Linked DNA regions of Homo sapiens: region 1 is linked to region 2. Evidence: chromatin contacts called from ENCODE Hi-C data. All regions are on one chromosome and are shown on one strand. The core of a region is the stretch at or near the end of the contact, and the rest is flanking DNA. Distances in the headings are between cores, read along the strand shown. Region 1 overlaps MAN1A1 (mannosidase alpha class 1A member 1). Region 2 holds the start of HSF2 (heat shock transcription factor 2).

Evidence for each region. Hi-C counts contacts between places; a loop is a spot of excess contacts on that map. Pooled maps may share reads with other maps.
Region 1: a loop to region 2 is called in a pooled map, with 5 times the contacts of the local background. The contact joins the enhancer-like site here to the promoter of HSF2 in region 2. A Hi-C loop is called at or near these places in 5 of 50 pooled maps.

What each region holds. Positions count from the first base shown.
Region 1 is chr6:119,311,880-119,317,921 of GRCh38, reverse strand. All of the region lies in intron 2 of MAN1A1 (mannosidase alpha class 1A member 1), which reads left to right. Among named protein-coding and RNA genes, the nearest start is that of MAN1A1, 35 kb to the left of the region's middle. RefSeq lists a silencer at 4,644-4,938. Within about 2 kb of position 3,346, at least 7 of the 41 ENCODE cell types and tissues checked have a DNase peak (open chromatin) inside an H3K27ac peak, as active enhancers do.
Region 2 is chr6:122,398,267-122,404,374 of GRCh38, reverse strand. HSF2 (heat shock transcription factor 2) reads right to left here and starts at 4,723. Exons shown (of 13, transcript NM_004506.4): 1 at 4,545-4,723. The coding sequence starts at 4,637. RefSeq lists silencers at 4,278-4,397, 4,668-4,987 and an enhancer at 3,928-4,427.

The sequences.
Region 1 (6,042 bases), core at 2,097-4,596, 3.1 Mb after region 2:
GGACAGTTACTTCAGAAGGTTTTTTTTGTTTTTTTTTTAGGAAAAACAAATTTTCCTATAATATGTGACATTTTATGGCCAATCTATTTTTATGAATTCTACCTTCAAATAATAATAACTTACAGAATTACAATTCATAATCCTTTAATTAAGAAAATAGTGATTTCTGGCCTTAATTCAAAAAGGAAATGCTTATACTGTGCAAGTCTCTTCTTTAACAGCTTTATTCATAATTGCCAAAACTTGGAAGCAACAAAGATGTTCCTCAATAGGTAAATGGATAATTAAACTGCAGTATATCCAGACAATGGAATATTATTCAGCACTAAAAAGAAATATTATTCAACACTAAAAAGAAATGAGCCATCAAGCAATAAAAGGGCATGGAGGTACCTTAAATGCATGTTGCTAAGTGAAAGAAGTAACATGGCTACAATATAAAAGGCTACGTATTTTGTGATTCCAATTATATTTTGGATGAAACAAAACTATGCAGACAGTAAATTACTGGGGATTGGAGAGAGGGATGAATAAGCACAACATAGAGGATTTTCATGGCAGTGAAAATACTCTATGATACTATGGTAGTAAATACATGCCATTATACATTGTCAAAACCATTGAAATATACAACACTAAGAGTGAGCCTTAATGTAAATCATGGACTTTGGGTGGTAATGATGTGTCAGTGTAGGTCCATCAGTTGTAATAAGCGTACGATTCTCGTGCGTAATGTTGATAGTGAGGAGGTTGTGCCTTTGGGGTACAGAGGATATATAGGAACTTTGTACTTTCCACTCAGTTTTGCTGTGCATCTAAAACTTCTGTTTAAAAAAAAGTCTGTTTTAGAAAACATACACACACAAAAGAAAGGATAAAAGGGAAATACTTGTGCCCTACAATTCTCCTCTTGCTAACTGAAGAATGGGGCTTGACTCTAGGGATAGCTTGTTTCAAAAAAAAAAAAAAAGAATAATAATAATAAAAAAATGTAATTTAAAAAGGTAACTATATCTGACTTTGCTCATTTTAATGAAATTCAAGCTAATTCATTTTCATCGATCACTAAATAATTAGTAACTTTATTAACTACTAGTAATACTAGTGATAACCTCATAGTATTTGTAAAGTTTAAAAAAGGAATCTAAAAGAAAAAGCTTAGTCTTTATAAGGTTGACAAATCTATAAACAAATCTTTTAAAGATAGCACATTTCAATTTTAAAAATCATTTTGTCACTGCTGCAAAAATTAAAATGTGAAAATTTGAAGTTGTGGAATGATATATGTATGAGTTAGAATGTTTGGGCTTACCTTTTTATTACAAGTATTAAAAAAAAACTTTTGAGATTAGACATTACATGAAAATAGTATTTGTTTTCTATGGCACACTTTTTTAGCTCTCCTTAGGATATTAAGGGAGCATCTGTGATATCCCAGCAAGGAATACCTTTTTTTGGCTGGGCATGGTGGCTCACTCCTGTAATCCCAGCATTTTGGGAGGCCAAGGTGGGCAGATCACCTGAGCTCAGGAGTTCGAGACCAGCCTGGCTAACATGGCGAAACCCCGTCTCTACTAAAAATACAAAAATTAGCCAGGCACCTGTAATTCCAGCTGCTCAGGAGGCTGAGGCAGGACAATCGCTTGAACGCGGGAGGTGGAGATTGCAGTGAGCCAAGATCGCGCCACTGCATTCCAGCCTGGGCAACAAGAGCAAAACTCCATCTCAAAAAAAAAAAAAAAAAAACCCACAAAAATGAATATCTTTTTCTCTTGATCACTAAAGATCTGTAGTTGCTGATGCTTCCCATGTTGGGAAAGCCCTGTAAGATCTTGGCCTGGGGACCAAGTGAGGGAGATCACCTGTCACCACAGGCCTGCAAGGGGTCACTTGCTGGCCTCACATTGACCACAGAGGTCTTAGCACAGCTAATCTAATGAATTCAAAGTTTCCGTGTTAATTAAAAATCTGCCGAATAAACAGACCAAAAACCCTGAGGTTAAACCTTTAAACACAAAGTGACAACTTCTGAACTCAGTGACAGCTTCTGCCTGGAGACCATAGTCATCAACCACAAGACAGATATTTTTGATAAGGAAATAACTACAAATGGTAGACCCTAAGCTGATGCCAAACTGTTCTATGTAAGGAAAGTGTTCTCAGCAATAGTGCTTCCTTCCAAAAAGGAATGGACTAGATATTCACCTATGAATAAGCCCTTTTCTGACCTCTAACTTTTGAGTTGCTAAATTATAATCCCTTAGAATGTTTTAGAGAAATGGACTTATATTTTGGTCAAGTATTTCTTTATTCTTTTTCTTTTCCCCTGTACCCTCTGCCATTTGGTAACAGCACAAGAGTTTTTATAAAATAATGTCAAAATTTGGCCATAAAAAAAGAGAACCATTAAATGCATATGATCCAATTTTTTTAGCTAGAACTGGAAACACTGGGTTTTCCTTAGGAGAACGAGATACTTCTTAGAAACAGAACAATCTGTCCATTACAAGTAGTGATTACTAGAATTCTCATTTTTTAAAACTGGCTTTATCAGTCATTCTGACTCTTTTTCTAAAGAAATTGCTATTGCTAACCACGCTTTCATTTCACTGGGGAATTAATGCTCAGTGGCACATTAGAATTCATGCAATAGCATTAAATAATTACTGTTTCTTTATATATCTCCTGCCAACTTAGAAGTACATTAAAATTGGCTGTAGGAGAATTCAGGACACCTCAATCTGAAGAAAATCCCCATCCATATATATATATTCTCCACTCAGTAGATAAGAGGCAACCTCGAGTACCTGGCAACAAACGAATTGCACACATAGCAACAAGAAGTCGAGTAATACAGAAAGAGGAAAGAGAAGCTGGTCCACATTAGCTCCCGTGGTGGTAGTAAACTTCAGAAAATATCAGAGCTGTAGACAGCAGCTTGGCATGAGGAGAGGAATTCATGGTTTTCCATAAATCTAGTGACAGGCCAGGTCGAATAGGACAACACCATCTTGTCTGCCCCAGTAGCATACAGGGCAGGAGGAGAAAAGTTAGGTACAGAGCTGGAGCTGAGAGCCGAAGTGGAGGAGGAGGAAGGCTGTGAGAATTGAAGGATGTAGGGCAGGCAAGGAAAGGTGGTGCTGTGAGGGTCTTCAGTTGAGCCAGCTCCCAGTCCTGATTCGGCATGTGTCATTTTGGTGCCAGGCCTGGCCACAGCTTCTCAGACCCCAGATAGAGCTGCCTTCTGTGCATGGAGGAGCAGGAGGGCTCAGAGGCCTCAGATGACTGTCTGAGGTTTGCAAGCAGCAAAAAAGTGAGGGCTCTGTTCAGTGTATAGTGGAGAAAATCAGCGTGAGAGAGTTTCCAGCCTTGCTCTTCTCTACACTACCTTGGGCCTCAGCTTCATATGTAAAACAGGGATAATAATACCCCAGAGAGGGTGTTGTAAGGATTGGATGTGTTAAATTATATCAAATTCCCCTCACAGTGCAGTGTGGTAGCTGTTTGACAAAGTTAATTCACTTCCTCCTTTACAGCCTCGGCCTCCATAACCCATGATGACGACAGCTCCTACAGTTTGATTTGTAGAACAAAATAATACTTCTAAAATGTGAAACTACTGCTCATCCAGTGAAAGAATTGTTGAGAAGCTTACACATAATGCTTTATGCACCTCAGATCTCAAAGACTTTTGCTAATTTGTGGCAAAGAGATAGCACATATGTTGCTACCAGAGCAGTCCGGGAAGCTGGCCCTGAAGGGCAGCCTATGCTAGAAGTGGAATAGAAGCTCCTCACAGAGCTATGGGAACCAGGGCTGGTGGGAAGCCACATGCCCACAGACCTAAAAACAGAGTGGTTAGTTCTAGACGCGTGCCTGTAAAGTAGAGGTTGCAGTGCAAACTGCTGGGCTGTGGGCTAACTGTGGCTCACGGATTTTTTTTTTTAACCCTTAGCCAGCGTAGTTTTGATTTTTTTTTTTTTTTTAAATAGCTTTAGTGAGGGGCTTGACTCTCGTTTTGTCACGTTTCCCATTCACTTCTAGTTGCCCTAGACCTGGTGGTTCTGTTCCTGTCTGGCCCTTCAAATGTTCTGACCCCTTTTTCGAGCCTACCACAGAACAGGGCACAAACCAGAGAGCAGACAGTGGACTCAGAACCAGGAACTGAATGTGTCCTATCCCATTGTCCTAGGGTTGCCAGATGAAATATAGCACTTTCAGTTAAATTTGAATTTCAGATAAACAACTTTTTTTTTTTTTAGTATAAGTAGGTTCTGTGTAATATTTCCATTTCCTAAATCTGGCAGTACTGCTTTATTCCCATTTATAATTCTCATCCTCGCAACCGTAGCTACTAAGTAGTGATTGTCATTGTAACATTGGGGTAAAGAATCTTGAAAATAGAACACCTTGACAGCCTTTGGGAAAGAGAGAAGGGGATACATTTATTTCAGCATTTGAAAGAGCAAAGCATGTGAATGAGTATTTGAATTTCATATGGGGTAAAATTGGAAACTATCATGGCTAGAGGGCTTTTTTTCACATACTGGGTGATGACAGCTAGAAGGTGACTGGAGGTGGCCCTCGCTCACTGAGGAATGATGTGAGGACAAGGATCATTCCTAAGACTGTCTTGGGTGGCATCTTGATACCTGTTGCATGAGAGGGTGCTAAATACTTTCAGATGTAATTGTGGTAGACTCCAGGCAGGCAGTCTTTGTGAAGGCGGAGTCACATCAGGCTCTGCACTGTCACCTCTTGGTGACATTAGCCTCTTTTCTTTCCTTTCCCGTAATTGCTCTGCCCACTCTGAGTTCAGCTAAAGGTCAAAGCATCAAAGGAAGGAGAACTTCCTTCCTAAGTTCTCCCTTATCTGTTTAACCTCCTGAAGCCTAGGAGGACTCTGAGGAGGTGGCGTGAGTGGATAAAGGTCAGCCAGGCTCATTGAGTGTCTTCTAGTCAGGTGCCCTGTCACACCTGATCTCCTCACTGTGCTGTAAGGGAGATAATACTTACTTTTTTAGTAAGCTGTATTTTCTGAGCAGTTTTAGGCTTGTAGCAAAATTGAACAGAAAGTATAGAGAGTTCCCATATACACCCTGTCCCCACACAGGCACAACCTCGCAGTCTCAGCACCTCAACCCACAGTGGTGCATTTGTTAAAATGGGTTATTCTTTTTGAAAGATGAGAGAACTAAGGGGTAGAAGGGCAGACCCTGAGGCAGCTGGCCTCAGGCTTATCCACTGTGACCTGCTCTGCCATGTGGCTGTGATAGACCGGCCTTAGTATCAGGTCTCTTGCTGCCCAGTTGTCCTTCTGGCCCTCCAGATCTTCATTCCCATAAGGAAATGTAGGTGGTGGGGATAGCATTAGATAAGCGGTGGAAGGGGTGGTTAGATTGCCGTCTTTTCTTGATCCATGGAGAAATTCTCTTCCAATGGATAAGTGAAGGTTTGGAGAAATTGTGAATTAATTTCCCCCAAGTTGCTTTTTATCTGTGTCTCTCCGTTCTGTTTTCCAGTTCCACCAAAGATTGAAAGAAATAAGGTTAATTCAATGACCCTAAAAATATTTTATCTGAAAGCTCTAGAAGTTACTTTTATATGACAGCCAAGTAATTTTAAGCAAAGTTTGATGGAAATTGCTGTCAGGCTTTTAAAATCACTGTTTTTCAAAGCATCAACCCTAAGTGTAGTTTTAAGAGAAATGGCACATCACTTTCAGGTTTAACAATCAGTGAGTTAGATTGCTCTTCCACCTCAGACCTTGCCTGAATCAGACACAGCCCCTTGTGTCCCCAAGAACAGCAGGGACATGAGTATCACTGGACCACAGAACTTCTTCCCTTTCATGACAAACAGCGGACTGTTATATAAGTGAGCCAAACATGGCCTCTGTCTGTTGGTCTCTAGGTTATTTCCTCACTGCAGGCTGAGACCCGTTAATTCAAGAGCCCGCCAACACCAAACTAATTTTTAATACATCTAATTATTTTAAAAATAGCCCGAACAAGCAGATTTTTAGCATTTAGAGCCTGCCTT
Region 2 (6,108 bases), core at 3,474-5,973:
TTGGATTTTACCCCCATCCTCCCACACTTGTAGTCTTTCTTATTTTCACTTTGAAATACTAATATAATGCAATGGTTGCTGGGATGTTCAAAACAATACTAGCACTTTGTGAAGTCCAAGGGCCTACTGCTCAAATTCATCCAAAACAGCTAGAAAACAATGGAAAAATTCTGTTTTTGCTCTCTCTCCCTCCTACCTATTTCCTAATTCATCTCTGCTGACATGAGGGGGATAGAGAAGCAGAGAATGCCAAAGGGCACAAAAAGGGGGGAAAGCTGGGTATGAAGTCTTTGGTGGAAATCACTTCATTTTCTCAAACAATCTGAAGAACAGAGACAAAGGTAACAACACTGACAAAAGGATGACCTTCCAGTTCTTTCCTTCTTTTATACTGCTTCACTTCAGCATACGTTGGTTGTAACATTTCATTAACTCGTAAAGGCTGTTTTTTACTATATAACTTCATTTAACCTCTACGGCCTTGTCTCTGAATATCAAGTTTCACCAGTTGCTTCCAAGCTAATATGTGCCCTCTCTTTAGGACACTTAAGATTTAAAACAGTTTTAGGTCGTCTGACAGTACAATCTCTGTACTTGATTCTGACAACAGACTACCAAAGCCAAGAACAGTTATATAAAATTTTACATTTAAAGGAAATGTTAAAAAAAATGAAAACTTTTCATTTTTGTTTTTCAGAAGAGTAAGGAGAAAATGGAAATATGTAAAACATACTTTCTTTTCTTTCTGTTTTTTGTTGTTGTTGTTTTGAGACAGGATTTCGTTCTGTTGTTCAGGCTGGCTTGCAGTAGTGTGATCTCAGCTCATTGCAACCTCTGCCTCATGGGCTCAAGCCATCTCCCCTCTTCAGCCTCCTGAGTAGCTGGGACTAAAGATGCACGCCACCATACCTGGCTACTTTCTGTATTTTTTTGTAGAGACAGGGTTTCACCATGTTGCCCAGGCTGGTCTCAAACTCCTGGGCTCAAGCAACCTGCCCATCTTGGCCTCCCAAAGTGCTGGGATTACAGGCATGAGCCACCACGCCTAGCCACATTATGCTTTCTTAAAGACTGTCTGGAATTAAGGCATTTCTATTATTTTAGAGTCAATAACATATTTAAGTATAATTTCAATTGTTCAGATTATTATATTCTTGTATTTAATGGTGAGAGGTATTATTTCCCTTTTCAATTTTGTCATATTGCAAATTTCGAGGAAAATTAAAGTTATGTACGTCTCCAGAGATATTATCTAGAGATATTACCAACTGCGTTTTCCAAAACGCAATTGGTAAGAGTTTTTTTTCCCTTGCCTTACACTCAAGGTAGAGAAATAAATTATTTTCCACCATTGAAAAAAAAAACTGCACAAAAGCTTGTCTGGTTCCCAAAACAACTGCTTCTTCTAAAAGTTCTCAATGATTTTCATAGTATAAATGCTAAATTACCTCAACAGAAATACAACACAAGTTTGAAGGAAACCAGAAACCACCATAAATAGCAACTTTCAAAAGATGAGAGTACCTGGGCGCCGGTGGCTCACACCTGTAATCTCAACACTTTGGGAGGCCGAGACGGGTGGATCACTTGAGGTCAGGAGTTTGAGACTGCCTGGCCAACATGGTGAAACACTGTCTCTACTAAAAATACAAAAATTAGCCAGGCATGGTGGTGCGCATCTGTAATCACAACTACTCGAGACGCTGAGGCAGAAGAATCGTTTGAGCCCAGGAGGCAGAGGCTGCAGTGAGCCGAGATCGTGCCACCGTACTCCAGGGTGACAGAGTGATACTCTACCACAAAAAAAAAAAACGAATATGATATAGTGTGATATAGTCTCTGCCACTTGGAAATTCAAAGCCTGTTGAGGACTATTATATCATCATTCCTACCACTCTCATTACATTTTCTAGGGTTTCATTTATTCATCAAAGAAAAGAGAAAGATGAAAGTAACTTATTTTGGTTTTTCCACCTAACATTATTGTTAAAGTTTTACTTTTCAGTATTAGCACTGCTTTTAGAAAAATCCATGGAGAGCACAAATGAGACAGCTGCCTAAGCAACTAGGCTTAGCCCTAGACAACATTTATTCAGAATTGTCCATTGACTTGTGGCAAGCAACATTTTGGTATAAAACTAAATATGATGTCAACTTGCATTAAGTCTAGTTCTATTGGTGGAAGACTGATCTGGGAGCTCAGAAATCTATTAGGGTAGGGGTGTCCAATCTTTTGGTTTTCCTGGGCCACACTGGAAGAAGAATTGTCTTGGGCCACACATAAAATACACTAACACTAATGATAGCTGATGAGCTTAAAAGCAAAATTGCAAAAATATCTCATGTTTCTTTAAGAAACTTTATGAATTTGTGCTGGGCCGCATTCAAACCCATCCTTGGCCACATGTGAGCCTCGGGTTGGACAAGCTTATGTTAGGGTCTTATCTCCAATCTTGGCGAGCTGTATAATTATGGATAAATAATCTCACCTGTCCAAGCCTCAAATCCTCATCTATACAATGATAAGGCTAACCTAGATGATCTCTAAGAGTCATTTCAAATATAATTTTATCTTCATCATTCCTACCACTCCATTACATTTTCGAGGGATCTCATTTATTCATCAAACAATTATTAAACACCTAGTGTGTCTCTGGCACAGTGATCTCACTGAGCTTACATTTTGATTGTCCCACTGGCATATTAGAAAATTGGTTAACACATAAGCTTAAAGTTAATAATGGGATTAAAAAATGGTTAAGTGGCTTGTTTATTTGGCTTAGAACTCATAGAATGATGCATTTACGGATCAGTACGAAACTCTCCACATTTGACAGTACTCAGAAAATAAGAATGTTATTAAAACACTGTTGCTAATCAGAATTTAATAGGCCTACCACTGACATGATACTCTGATTAAAAGCAACTGCCAATATATATAGCCCCTATTTCTGGCCCATAAAAGACAAAAAGGTATGATAAAGTCAGCTTTCGTGGGGAGAGAATCTCAGTCCAATCTCTAACACGAATACGTGTCTGAGTAACAGTCTGTACTGATCCTTCTTGTCAACTTTTAATCCTTCTAACTGATGAAAAGCATGAGACATGTGTTTATTTTAAGTACATGCTAGTGGCTGGCTTTCTTATTTTCACCTAGCTTTGTACAATTGTACAGAATTCATTAAATGCTTAATAGAAACACTCACGCCCCCCTACTCAACTCCAAGCAGGGAGTGGGGCTAAAAGGATAACTCAGTTGCTCATAAAGAACACACAAAAATTAAATCCTAGAAGGAAGTCGGAAAAAAGAACAAATAATAACACAAGGCAAACTATGGTATTACAGAAGTCAAAACTTCAGGGTCTTAATATGGTGCTCACTCCCTGTTAAGACAAAAGTAAATAAAACTAAGAGTTCCTATAATAGGAGAACAGGAAAGAAAGGAGGACGGGAGATAACATTTACTCAGCACTTAACAGGTGCCAGGCACTATGCAGGTAGTTTTCACTTATTCTTCTCAAGAACTACACATATGAAAATATGCCTCAATAGGTGATCATCTACAATAAGAGTTAACCACTTTCCTTCATAAAAATGATTCCAACAGCCTAGGAGTGTATTCTAATGCACATGCACTGTGGATGTAAATAATCATTCTGCCTAAAATCTTGTATTTGGGACTGATATAGGTCTTGGGTCACCTAGGCAACCCATCCATCTTATGAAAGATTTAACTTAGGCCAGACAAGATAAAGGGCTGGACTAAGGTCATGCTTGTTTAGAAGCAGAGTTGAGATCAAACCAATAATCAACACATCGATATGCCCCTCTGCTGGTAACTGTTCAGCGAAATTTAGTAACTACTAAGTTACCACCTATTAGTACTTTATTAAAACAATCCTAATAATCCCATTATACAAATAGCACAGAATCTCAAAAGAATAATTTGTTAATTTCTATATATTTTTAAAACCAACTGATAAGCAGTAACCTGCGTTTGAACGTATGTCTATTGCCCTGACTGCTCTCCACATAAAGATGCCAGATGCAAAGCAATGTTGGGGGAACTGGGGGTGATCGGTCGCTGAGGTAAAGATCGCCTCCTATAAAGCCCCACGTTGATGATCCTGGCCCTGGGCTCCCTGTCCCCTCCGCGATTTGTAACCCCTGAGCCGGGCGGGAGGACGGAGGATGAGTGTGCAGTAAAGAGGCTCCCGCGCCCTCGGCTCGCCGATTCCCCTCGCGACGCCGGGCCGGTTCCGAACGCGGACCGGACCGTTAAGGGGCTGCCTGGGCCGCTACGCCCCGCGCGGGCCGCCCCTCCCCCACCGCGGCCTGAGGAGAGCGGCGCTGCCGGCCGGGCCCCCGCGGCTCCCCGAGCGAACAATACAGGGGGTCCCCCGCGAGGCTGAACGCCAAGGCCCCGCACCGCGGGCCTCGCAGACAGCGTCGAGCCGCAAGGCCGCGAGAGACCACCCCGCAGGAGAGCGAGTGAGGAGGCGGTTATTCAGGGGGTTCAGAGGCCGCCGTGGCCTGACCGTACCTGGCTCCAGGTGATGAACTCGTTAGTGTGGGTTTCCTCCACAAGCGTCCACAGCTTGCTGAGGAAAGCCGGCACGTTCGAACTCTGCTTCATTGTTAACGCGGCGCAGGGATTCCAAATTCTACACCCGAACGCGGTGGTAGCGGCGGCGGCAGCTACGGCAGCAGCTCCCCGAGAACGCCCACAACGCAGGCGCAGCAGATCTTGGTCCCCGCCCCCCCAACCCCGCCAGGCGCGCGGCAAGGCCGAGAGGCCGGGCGGCCGCACGTGACGGACAAGTCTCCGCGCTCCGCCTGTGCGCGCAGTGGTTCCGCGCCTGTCCCGTCCCTGGCCAATCCCAGGAGCCGACTGCACGACAGAGAAAAGCGATTGGCTGCTGCTGACATGAAGGGGGTGGGAGCAGAAGGGGGTGGGAGCAGAAGGGGGCGCTGCCTCCTCATTTGCCTTTTATACAGAAGCCTTGATGGTAGCAGACTTAGGCTTGGGAGACCGTGTTTGGATGTTTCACGTGGAAACAGCTTATGGTTTCTGGGCTGTGGCTGGGAGGCTACAGAAACCCTTCAGGGCCTTTGAGTCATAAGTTTGGCAGGCAAAGTGTGGTTTGCACCAGTTTAGAGAAAGGATCCATTTGCATAAGGAAAAAACCAGCTCTCAAGCATGATGTGCTAGGCCCCAAATTGAAATTGTCTTAAAAATAATGAAACTTGTTCTTACATTTTCATTGGGAGAAAAAGCCCTCTTTAAAATATGTTTATCAAAAAGAGCAGTTTAAATAACTCACTCTCGATTACTTAAAACTGTAAACCAGGAACTGCAATTGATATATCATGTGCTGTTTTTAATCCAGTCATCAAGTGCCTACTCTGTACCCAGAATAAAAAGAAATAGACTCATTTGTACTATTTTAGTTAATTAAAATAGTTTTTCCTGCGTATACTTTACAGATATAGTCTTTTTTGCCTAAGAGATTGGTATAGTGGAAAAAACAATGGAAAAGGAGTCAGTAGATCTCAGTTTAGATAAAGCCTCTTGGACATTTTTCTGTATATTAAAATACACTGGTTCTGTCATTTAGAACAATTCCTTAGCCACCAGTGCCAGTTTTTTCCATTTCTTGACTGGGAATAAGATCTATCTTTTTACCCACTAAGAGTGTCTTTAATACTATAATGGCTGTGCAAATGCTTTGAAAATATGAAGTCTACAAAATTCGACTTTTTTTTTTTACAAAAGTCAGCATGTGAAGGCAAAAACTTACAAACAAGTCAGAGATAACATACAAAACTTCAACATAGGATTGGTTTACTTCTTGGGTGAATGTAAAATAGTACATTAAATATATATCTATCATTTAATGGAAGATATATGTATATCTCTTCCAATGAGCAAGTATTTAGTGAATGCTGCCTTTGTGCTCAGCACTGGGATGTTGGCTGAAGCAAAATCAGATATATGGAGGCATGCATGTGATAGAGGAAGTAATATTTGATGAGCCCTTATATATGCCAAGGGCTTTACATATATTATTGAATCCTCACAACAACCCAATGAACTAGGTTTTATT